2 separate regions of the Homo sapiens genome follow, and region 1 is linked to region 2. A link is a loop called in an ENCODE intact Hi-C map of the cell type or tissue named here. Cell type or tissue: endothelial cell of umbilical vein. All regions are shown on one strand. Each heading gives the region's core, and the rest is flanking DNA. Links, peaks and the distances in the headings are about the cores only. Region 1 has its middle 47 kb from the start of HAPSTR1. Region 2 has its middle 5.7 kb from the start of TMEM186.

Evidence for each region. Hi-C counts contacts between places; a loop is a spot of excess contacts. Peaks named below come from ENCODE experiments on the same cell type or tissue, not always from the same donor. Only the 100,000 strongest peaks of a DNase experiment are listed, where the experiment ranks them.
Region 1: it touches region 2 in a loop (3-fold over the local background); 7 of 110 quality-filtered maps call a loop at or near these places.

Annotation. Positions count from the first base shown.
Region 1 is chr16:9,135,905-9,141,282 of GRCh38, reverse strand. No RefSeq gene overlaps it. Among named protein-coding and RNA genes, the nearest start is that of HAPSTR1, 47 kb to the right of the region's middle. RefSeq lists an enhancer at 4,091-4,591. In endothelial cell of umbilical vein, for the core only: a CTCF peak has its summit at 2,065 (motif pointing left); a DNase peak (open chromatin) is centred at 2,042.
Region 2 is chr16:8,789,259-8,794,636 of GRCh38, reverse strand. No RefSeq gene overlaps it. Among named protein-coding and RNA genes, the nearest start is that of TMEM186, 5.7 kb to the left of the region's middle. RefSeq lists a silencer at 2,478-2,657. In endothelial cell of umbilical vein, for the core only: a CTCF peak has its summit at 2,541 (motif pointing right); a DNase peak (open chromatin) is centred at 2,566.

The DNA of each region.
Region 1 (5,378 bases), core at 136-5,135, 350 kb before region 2:
TTATATTTAATATTGTTAAATGTTTGTGGTTATTAAATGTTAAAAGTAACGATACTGTCCGGGCACAGTGGCTCATGCCTATAATCCCAGCACTTTGGGAGGCTGAGGCGGGCAGATCACGAGGTCAGTAGATCGAGACCAGCCTGGCCAAGATGGTGAAACCCCATCTCTACTAAAAATACAAAAATGAAATGAACCCATCCATAGGTTACAAAGCACAAAGTTAAACTAGGACCATTAGCTCCTGAAAAAAAAAAAATGCCCAGATACGTTTTTGGAAATGGAGAAAGACCTGGAAAAGAATGTGACTAAATTGTTTTGATCAGTCCTATCCTATAAGACCTAGCAAAAAAAAAAAAAATTGTTTTGAAAGCTGGGTTTCAAATGTGGGACAATTAAGCTATGTATTTGTAAACATGGCTATTGAAAAGAATGTATGACTTTCCTCCCAATTAAAATACCATGCAAATGTGATGCAAATGTGTAAGGCTGAGCTTTGTCAGCTAAAACTAATTAACAGAACAACTCAAATGATATCATTTCTAGGTGAATTTGTTTGTGATCAGACCATTTTCTTTTTTTTTTTTTCAGACAGAGTCTAGCTCTGTCGCCAGGCTGGAGTGCAGTGGCGCAGTCTCAGCTCACTGCAACCTCTGCCTCCCGGGTTCAAGTGATTCAGGAGTTCGAGACCAGCCTGGCCCACATGGTGAAACCCCGTCTCTACTAAAAATACAAAAAACCAGCCAGGCGTGGTGGGATGCATCTGTAGTTCCTGCTACTCGAGAGGCTGAGGCAGGAGAATCGCTTGAACCCGGGAGGTGGAGGTTGCAGTGAGCCAAGATCGTACCATTGGACTCCACCCTGGGTGACAAGAGTGAAACTCTGTCTCAAAAAAAAAAAAAAAAAGATTCTATGACATAAAAATCTGGTATGAGGTAGTGCAGGGCTGGTGTGATGGGTCCACAGTATCAGGAAAACGACTTTCTTCTGTCTTGTTGCATGTTCTTCATTCTCCATTCCGAAAACGACGTCTTGTTCCAGATGGCTGCTCCGTCTCCAGCCATTGCACCTGCAATCCAGATCAGTGGAAGGCGGAAAGAGGAGAAATAGGGCAACACTCTCAAGGACTTTCCCACAGTTTTACCCACATCCCATTGGCCAGAACGTACCACATGGCCACACATAGTTGCAAGGGAGGCTGGGAGATGTAGTCATTATTCAGTGTAGCCATTTGCCCCAGCTGAAAACCAAGTGAGAATGGGTCTTGAGGGATCATGAGTATGAAGTCTTTGCCACAGGTAGATCCTATCTTTAATCCCCTTTTACAAACGAGGAAACTGAGAAGTTAGTGACCTGATCAAAGTCACAGTGTGAATAGGTGATGAACTGCAAAATATTTTGTGACACTTTTCTTCATGCACCTTACATTAGTAAAGTCTTAGTTATTAACCCTTCAACATTGCCCAGGAGACAAAAACACCACTTTGGCTGGGCGCAGGGCTCACGCCTGTAATCCCAGAACTTTGGGAGGCTGAGGCACGTAGATCACTTGAGGTCAGGAGTTCGAGACCACCCCGTCTCTACTAAAGATACAAAAATTAGCCAGGCATGGTGGTACTCGCCTGTAATCCCAGTTATATGGGAGGCTGAGGCAGGAGAACACTTGAACCCTGGAGGCAGAGGTTGCAGTGAGCTGAGCTCACGCCACTGCACTCCAGCCTGGGTGACAGAGCGAGACTCCATCTCAAAAAAAAAAAAAAAAAAAAGAAAAACGCACATTTAAAATTTTGTTCTTTATACTGAAGTCATTGCTTATTTTATCAAATAGAAATTTTTCAGGGCAGCTATGCCTGAGGCAGAGAACGTGTGCAGACTTAACAGAAAGATGGGGTTTCTCTATCTCCGGGGAAAGGAGGGCAAAGGGGTCCACCACGCTCATGCCCACGGAGGGCTTAGGGGTCTGCCTTGCTCATGCCCACGGAGGGCTTGTGAGCTGCTCCGATGCCGCTTTCCCCCATCCAGGCAGCGCTCCCTGTGGCCATAGCTGCAGCATTACTGCCCTCTACAGGCCGCCTGGAGCCCCGACATGGGAGTTCAACCACAGCTGCGTCTACGCCAGGGACAGGGGACAGAGAAATGGAGCCCCTCCTTCCCACCTTGCTCGTGGCAAGCATGGGGAAACTTCAGTGGGAAGAGCGAAAAAGGAGAGAAAAGTGGGGAGATCGATGAGGAAAGATCATGATTGTGAGAAGCGTGGGAGCAAATTGGGGAGCGGGTCAGGGAGGAACATGGGAATCAGGACTACGTGGCTTTGAGGAGTCACACGGGGGGCTACCTTCCCCCACATGCCAGAAAATCCAGACTGCAGAAGCCCATTTAGGCACTGTCTCTCCTGCCCAGCCGGGCCCCACCAGCTCACTCATTGCCAGCTCCACGTCAGCCCCTCTCTTGTATCAAGCACTGTGCCAGGGATGAAGGATGCAATGGTTCAAGAGAGAGAGGGTCCCCACCCAACCCCTAAAAAGGGAGCAGGACAATGACACCTAGAATTCAATGAATAATAAGCTGGGACAAGCATGATGAAGGCAAAGAATGGGGGGAAGGTGGGAAAATTCGCAGGGGCCTGGGTGGGACCTGGTTTGAAACAAAAGCTGAAGATGGATGAGGACCCGACCAGGGGAAGATGGAGTGGGAGAGGGGCAAGGGGAGCCCCCAAGACCGAGGGACCAGCAGGTGCAAAGACTCCAGGTGAGCTAGGACTGAGCCTGCCCATGGAGAGGAAGCGGGGCCAGGGTGGCAGGGGCAAAGTGGACACTCCAGAGAGCCATGGGCAGGGACGGTGTCCCAATCAGGTCTATACTTAGGAAGGTTTAGATTTAGATTTCCATGGCTTCTGGGTGGAACACGGGTTGGGAGCAGGCAGGACAAGAACTTGTGAGGAGGTCACTGCAGATGTTGGGTGAGGGGGGACGTTGGCCTGAACTAGGTCAATTGTGGAGGGGTGAAGAGAGGCGGGTGGACTCGAGGGCTATTGGGACAATGAAAGCCAGAGGACTGTGTCTACACAACAGGAGGCCCCACATGGAGGGATTAAGAGTGTGGGCTCAGTCCGCTGTGGTGTCTGACGCCTGTAATCCCAGCACTTTGGGAGGCGGACTCAGGAGGATGGTTTGAGACCAGGATTTTTTTTTTTTTTTCGAGACAGAGTCTCACTCTGTTGTCCAGGCTGGAGTGCAATGGCACGATCTCAGCCCACTGCAACCTCAGTCTCCCAAGTAGCTGGGACTACAGGCACGTGCCACCACATCAGGCTAATTTTTGTATTTTTAGTAGAGACTGGGTTTCACCATGTTGACCAGGCTAGTCTTGAACTCCCAACCTCAAGTGATCCACCCACCTCAGCCTCCCAAAGTGCTGGGATTACAGGCGTGAGCCACCACGCCGGGCAGAGACCAAGAGTTCGAGACCAGCCTGGGCAATAGGGTGAGCTCTCTTCCCTATAAAAATAACGTTTTTGGTTTTTTGTTTGTTTTTTGAGACACAGTTCCACCTTTGTTGCCTAGGCTGGAGTGCAATGGCGCAATCTCGCCTCACTGCAACCTCTGCCTCCCGGGTTCAAGTGATTTTCCTGCCTCAGCCTCCCAAGTGGCTGGGATTACAGGTGCCTGCCACCATGCCCAGATAATTTTTTTGTATTTTTGGTAGAGACGGGGCTTCACTATGTTTGCCAAGCTGGTCTCAAATTCCAGACCTCAAGTGATCCACCCACCTCCACCTCCCAAAGTGCTGGGATTACAGGCGTGAGCCACCGAGCCAAACCCAATTTATTATTTTTTTAATTTAGCCGAGTGTGGTGGTACACACCTGTAGTCCCAGCTACTCGGAGGCTGAGGTGGGAGAATCACTTGCGTGAATCACGGGAGGCAGAAGTTGCAGAGAGCCGAGACTGCACCACTGCACTCCAGCCTAGGCAACGACAGAGTGAGACACTGTCTCAAAAAACAGTAGCAACAGCAAAGACCAACTTAAAGAGGCTCCTACTAGCCAAAGATGGGACCATTTGGGCATCAATAAAAAAATAACTGCATACTAAATATGTTTCTATCCATGGGTTTATAACAATGTTAAAAATATTTTTTAAATGCTCACTGGTCCCCGCTGGAAAATTCTAGTGAGCCAATTCATTTTTTTTTTTTATGGGGGAAAGAATCAAGTATTTATCCTTCCTTTTCTTTGCAAATTGCACCGCTGAGTAATCAAATGGGAGATGAGGGAAAGTTTGTGTGCATAGAACTCCTCCATGTAATAAATGAAAAGGAATAACAGAATGAGAATACCATCACTTTGCAACCCCAAATGAATCCGTGGATCCAGGCACTGCACACCCACAGCTGCTGCCATCAGCATTATGCGCATCCTGTGACATAATGTCTGTGACAATCAGACATTATGCGCATCCTGACGGGAGGACGCTACACCTCCTATGAGGCAGTCTTGCCACATCAGTCAAATTGGAACCTCAGCAAACCTCTGTACTCAAGGCCGGGCGCAGTGGCTCACGTCTGTAATCCCAGCACTTTGGGGGGCCAAGGCGGGCGGATTACTTGAGGTCAGGGGTTTGAGACCCGCCTGGCCAACATGGGAAACCTCGTCTCTGCTAAAAATACAAAAACTAGCCAGGCGTGGTGGTGGGCGCCTGTAATCCCAGCTACTTGGGAGGCTGAAGCAGGAGAATTGCTTGAACCTAAAAGGCAGAAGCTGCAGTGAGCCACGATAGCTGCTACTGCCCTCCAGCCTGGGCGACAGAGCGAGGCTCCATCTCAAAAACAAAAAACCACCACATAACCTCTTCAAGCCTCCTCTATGTTGTAGCACGTGTCAGTACTTCATTCCTTTTTATAACTAAATAATATTCCATTATATGGATAGGCCACTTTTGTTATCCACTCATTCACTGGTGAATACATGGATTATTCCACTTTGGGGCTAATATGAAAAATACTTCTATGAACATTTTTCCATTCATTTTTCTATGAACATATGTTTTCAATTCTCTTGGGTATATACTTAGCCCCAAAGTTGTCTGATAGCTTTTCATCGTTCTTAAAATGAAATCTGAGCTCTTTATCCTGACCTGTCCTGTCTTGCATGGTCTGAGCCCTGCCTGCTCCTCCCTCCGCTTCATCATCCACTCCCCTCCGGCTTCCCCAGGGGCTCCAGGCACTTCCTTCTGGTCACTGACCCAGGACCTTTGGCAGGGCTGTTCCTAACACCTGTATTTAGCTGTCTGCCATCATTAGCCTGTAAACTGCACAGAGCAGAAGCCACATCCTGTCTGTTGCGGCAGGGCACAGAGCCTGGCCGGTGATAAGAGGTCA
Region 2 (5,378 bases), core at 120-5,119:
GGGACATTAAGTATATTAACAATGTTGTACAGGCTGGGCACACTGTCTCATGCCTGTAATCCCAGCACTTTGGGAGGCTGAGGCGTGTGGATCACTTGAAGTCAGGAGTTCAAGACCAGCCTGGCCAACATGGCAAAACCCTGTCTCTACTGAAAATACAAAAATTAGCTGGGCATGGTGGTGGGCACTTGTATTCCCAGCTACTTGAGAAGCTTGAACCCGGGAGGCAGAGGTTGCAGTGAGCCGAGATTGCACCAATGCACTCCAGCCTGGGAGACAGCCAGACTATCTCAAAAACAAACAAAACAAAAAATGTTGTACAACCGTCACCACCATCTATTTCCAGAACATTTTCATTATCCCAAACAGAACTAATATACCCATTGAGCAATAATTTCCTTCTTTTTCCAGCCCTTGGCAACCACTAACCTGCTTTCTGTCCCTCTGGATTCACCTGTTCTGGATATTTCATATAAATGGAATCATACAATATGTGACCCTTTGTATCTGGCTCTTTTTTTTTTTTTTTTTTGAGTTGAAGTCTCGCTCTGTTTCCCAGGCCAGAGAGCAGTGGCGCGATGTCCACTCACTGCAACTTCCGCCTCACCAGCTCAAATGATTCTGCCTCAGCCTCCCAAGTAGCTGGGATTATAGGTGCCTGACGCCAAGCCTGGCTAATTTTTGTATTTTTAGTAGAGATGGGGTTTCACCATGTTGTCCAGGCTGACCTGGAATCTCTGACCTCAAGTGATCACCCACCTCGGCCTCCCACAGTGCTGGGATTATAGGCGTGAGCCAGTGCGGCTGGCCTGTATCTGGCTTCTTTGACTTGGTGTAGTGTTGTCAAGGTGCATCCGTGTTGTAGCATATGTCAGTGCTATTTCTTTTTTATGGTTAAATATATTTACGGGTGCAGTGTGTATTCTCTGTGTGTGCCACATTTTGTTTGTCCATCTGTTGATGGACATTTGAGTTGTCGTCACCTTTTGACTACTGATGAATGAACATTTGGCTATTGCTGTGAACACTGGTATACGAGTATCTGTTTGAGTCCCTGCTTTCAGTTGTTTTGGGTACGTACTGAGAAGTGGATTAACTGGATCCTGTGGTAATTCTGTTTATTTTTGAGGACCTGCCACTTTTCCACAGCAGCTGTACCATTTTACATTCTCACCAGCAACAGACAAGGGTTCCTGTTTCTCTACATTCTTGTCAACAGTGGTTACTTTTCCTTTTTTTTAAATTTGAGATGGAGTCTTACTCTGTCACCCAGACTGGGTTGCAGTGGTGTGATCTTGGCTCACTGCAGACTCCGCCTCTCAGGTTCAAGCGATTCTCCTGCCTCAGCCTCCTGAGTAGCTGGGATTACAGGCACCCACCACCATGCCCAGCTAATTTTTCTGCTTTTAGTAGAGATGTGGTTTTGCCATGTTGGCCAGACTGGTCTCGAACTCCTGAACTCGAGGGATCCACCTGCCTCGGCCTCCCAAAGTGCTGGGATTACAGGTATGAGCCACCACGCCTGGCCCTTCACTTCGATGCTTCTGTCCTGTGCTTCCATCCTTGCTTTACTTGAGTCCGTTTTTGCAGCTGTCAAAGTGATGCTTAAAAACAGAATCACGTCACTGCTGTGAAGGCTGATGGCCTAATCCACCCTCCCCTTCCCTCCCTCATCCGCACCTCTGTGGAGATCATTCCCCCAGGTCACGACTGCCTTGCTGTTCTCCAGTAATCGAGAATATTCCAGCCTTAAGGCCTTTGCATTGACAGTTCCCTCTGCCTGGAAGGCTTTCTCCCTAGATGCCTGCAAAGAGAACTAACCGCCTCCCCTTCAGTATCCTCTCGGTATAACAGGGTTTTACTATTTATGCTCAAGAAGTGTAGTGAAGATTCAATTATATAGAAGAGACATGTGCATAGCAGTTACACGTGGCTGTTCATTCCTTCTGTACCTTGCCTTCACCTGCCTGTCAGTTCCTTCAGTGACTGTGACTCCCTTCCCCATGAAGAGATAAAGCCTGTGGCTAAAAAATGTCTTAAGAAGTCATAATGATTTGACCTTAACCTCATTAAAACCAAAAATTCTCTCTGTTGGGTTGTAAGTAATGACCTGAGTGAGCCTCACCCCAGGATATTCTGATTATGTCTGGGGTGGATTTCCAGGATCTGTTTTTTTGACCAGCTTGAAGCCAATTCTGAGATTCAGGCAGGCTGGGAATTTCTGAAATACATTACTAGAACAGAAGACACCAGAGTGACACATGGTTCTGTGGACTTTGTGTTCCTGGGCCAATTTTCTGCCCAAAGAATAGGTTCTTAACACTGGCTTTATGTGTAGAATCTCCTGGAGAGTGTTTTAAAAACCCCATTGTCGAAGCCCATGACCAGGCATTTTTATTTTCACGGTTCCCTGGGTGATTCTAACATGGTTGACCATCGCTGCCTTTGGAGAATCACCACTCTGTTAAGTCTGCAAGGGGCTTGCCCTGGGAGGTGAGACCAGATTCTCACCCATGCAGGCATTCCATGTGTGGTCTGCTCATGCAGTACCAGCAGAGGGCACACAGAGCAAATGCATTATTCTAACGCTGTATCCCTAAGCTAAAATCACAGATGTCCACCAGATAACAGGAAATGTGTTAGGGCTTCTGTCATGCACCAGTAGGGTAGTACCTGAGAGCTGCCCCCAAAAAACCAAAGTCAACAACAGAAGCAATAAAAGGACTGGTGCAGTGGCTCACACCTGTAATCCCAACTCTTTGGGAGGCCAAGGTGGGCAGATCGCTTGAGACCAGAAGTTCAAGACCAGCCTGGGCAACATGGTGAAACCCCATCTCTACTAAAAATGTGAAAAATTAGCTGGGTGTAGGGTACATGCCTGTACTCCCAGCTACTGGGGAGGCTGAGGTGAGAAGATCACTTGAGCCTGAGGGGCAGAGGTTGCAGTGAGCTGAGACTGCGCCACTGCACTGCAGCCTGGGTGACAGAGCGGGATCCTGTCTCAAAAAACAAAAAAAACATTAAGTGTGCCCAACCCTTGTTGAATCTGGTAGAACCTGGGCATCTGTTTGTTTATGCTTCCCAGGTTATTCCACAGTACTACAAGTTTTGAGAATCACCCAAAGCCATACAATAGATGGCAAAGCAGCTTCTCAGAAAATGGGAGTTGTCTTTAGATTTGGGTGGTAGATATATTGGCAGTTGCCCCCTTTAACAACAATTATAACATGATTGTCTTAGTTCACTTGGGCTGCTGTAACAAAAATACCGTAGGCTGGATGGCTCAAGCAACATTAATTTTTACAGTTCTGGAGGCTGGGAAATCCAAGATTAATGCGTCAGCGGGTTCATTGTCTAGGAGGGCCTGTTTCCTGGTTGGTAGACAGGCTTATTCCTGCTGTGGTCTCCCATGGCAAAAGAGGTGAGGGAGCTCTCTGAAATTTTTTATAGGGCACTAATCCCATTCATGAGGGATCCACCCTCATGACCTAATCCACTTCCAAAGTTCCCATCTCCAGATATCATCACATTGGAAATTAGGTTTCAACATATGAATTTGGGGGTGACATAAACATTCAGAATATAGCAATAATCTAACAGAAATACTGAAGTGTACATATAAGGATGTTGACTGAAATATTTCCAATAGCAAAAAAACTAGTCCGGGCATGATGGCTCATGCCAGTAATCCCAGCACTTTGGGAAGCTGAGGTGGAAGGATCGCTTGAGACCAGGAGTTCGAAACCAGCCCGGTCAACATAGTGAAACCCCATCTCTACAAAAGAAAAAATAAAACATTAGCTGGATATGGTGGCACATGCCTGTAGTCCTAGCTACTTGGGAGGCTGAGGCAGGAGAATTGTTTGAGCCCGGAAGTTCAAGGCTGCAGTGAGCCATCACTGTGCCACTGCACTCTAGCCTGGGTGACAGAGTGAGACCCTGTCTCAATAAATAAATAAGAAAAGTAAAAACTGGGAATAATCTAAGTTTCCATTAGTAGGCCACATGGTTAAGTAAATGTTGGTAGATTAATATTGTAGTATACATGCAACCTTTAAAAAGAGTGAGATTGTACTGTATCTGTGGAAAAGACCACGAGGTAGGTAGTGAAAAAAAAAAAGCAAGTCACAGAACAGTGTAGTTCTGTGTGATCTTATTTGTGTTTTTAAAAAGTACATGTTGGCCAGGTGCAGTGGCTGTAATCCCAGCACTTTGGGATGCTGAGGCAGGTGGATGACTTGAGGTCAGGAGTTCGAGACCAGCCTGGTCAACATGGTGAAACCCCATCTCTACTCAAAATACAAAAATTAGCTGGGGGTGGTGTCAGACGCCTGTAATCTCAGCTACTCAGGAGGCTGAGGCAGGAGAATTGCTTGAACCCAGGAGGCAGAGATTGCAGTGAGCGGAGATCGCAACATCTCACTCCAGCCTGGGCTACAGTGTGAGACTCCATCTCAAATACATACATACATACATACATTGCAAATTGTGAAGAGTGGCTACCCCCGGGAGAGGATTGAGGGTGAGAGGGGTATAATGAGCACATCATTCATCCTAGCAAATGAAGAAAAACGCTGTAATAAACAGTCTGTTCTTCCATTCCCTTCTCCTCCCACCAGCTTTCTAGGCAAAGGAAAGTTTCTCAACCATGAATTCCAATTCTGGACTCAGAAGCTGAGTAGATGGAAGGAAACATGCAGTCTTTGAAAACTCAGTTAAAGCAGCTGTGATTTAACCATGTTTGTCCCTTGTCAAGTGGCTTTCCTTCTTGTCTGGATTTTGCCCCCGTCTCCCTGCCATGCTGTGGCCATGTAAATAATTTAGATGCCTAGGGTGGTCTGGAGCATGTCCGTTTTATTTTTTTGTTTTTCGAGACAGAGTCTTGCTCTGTCGCCCAGGCTGAAGTGCACAGGTGTGATCTCGGCTCACTGCAACCTCTGCCTCCCGGGGATCAAGCCATTCTCCTGCCTTAGCCTCCCAAGGAGCTGGGGTTACAGGCACCCACCACCACGCCGGCTAATTTTTGTATTTTTAGTAGAGACGGGGTTTCACCATGTTGTCCAGGCTGGTCTTGAACTCCTGACCTCATGATCCACCTGCCTCAGCCTCCCAAAGTTCTGGGATTACAGGCGTGAGCCACTGGGTCTGGCCTGTTTTTCTGTTTGTTTGTTTGTTTGTTTGTTTGTTTGTTTTAAGATGGATCCTCGCTCTGTCACCCAGTCTACAGTGCAGTGGTGCAATCTCAGCTCACTGCAACCTCTGCCTCCTGGGTTCAAGTGATTCTCTGCCTCAGCCTCCTGAGTAGCTGGGGTTACAGGCGCACGCCACCACGCTCAGCCAATTTTTGTATTTTTAGTAGGGACAGGGTTTCACCACGT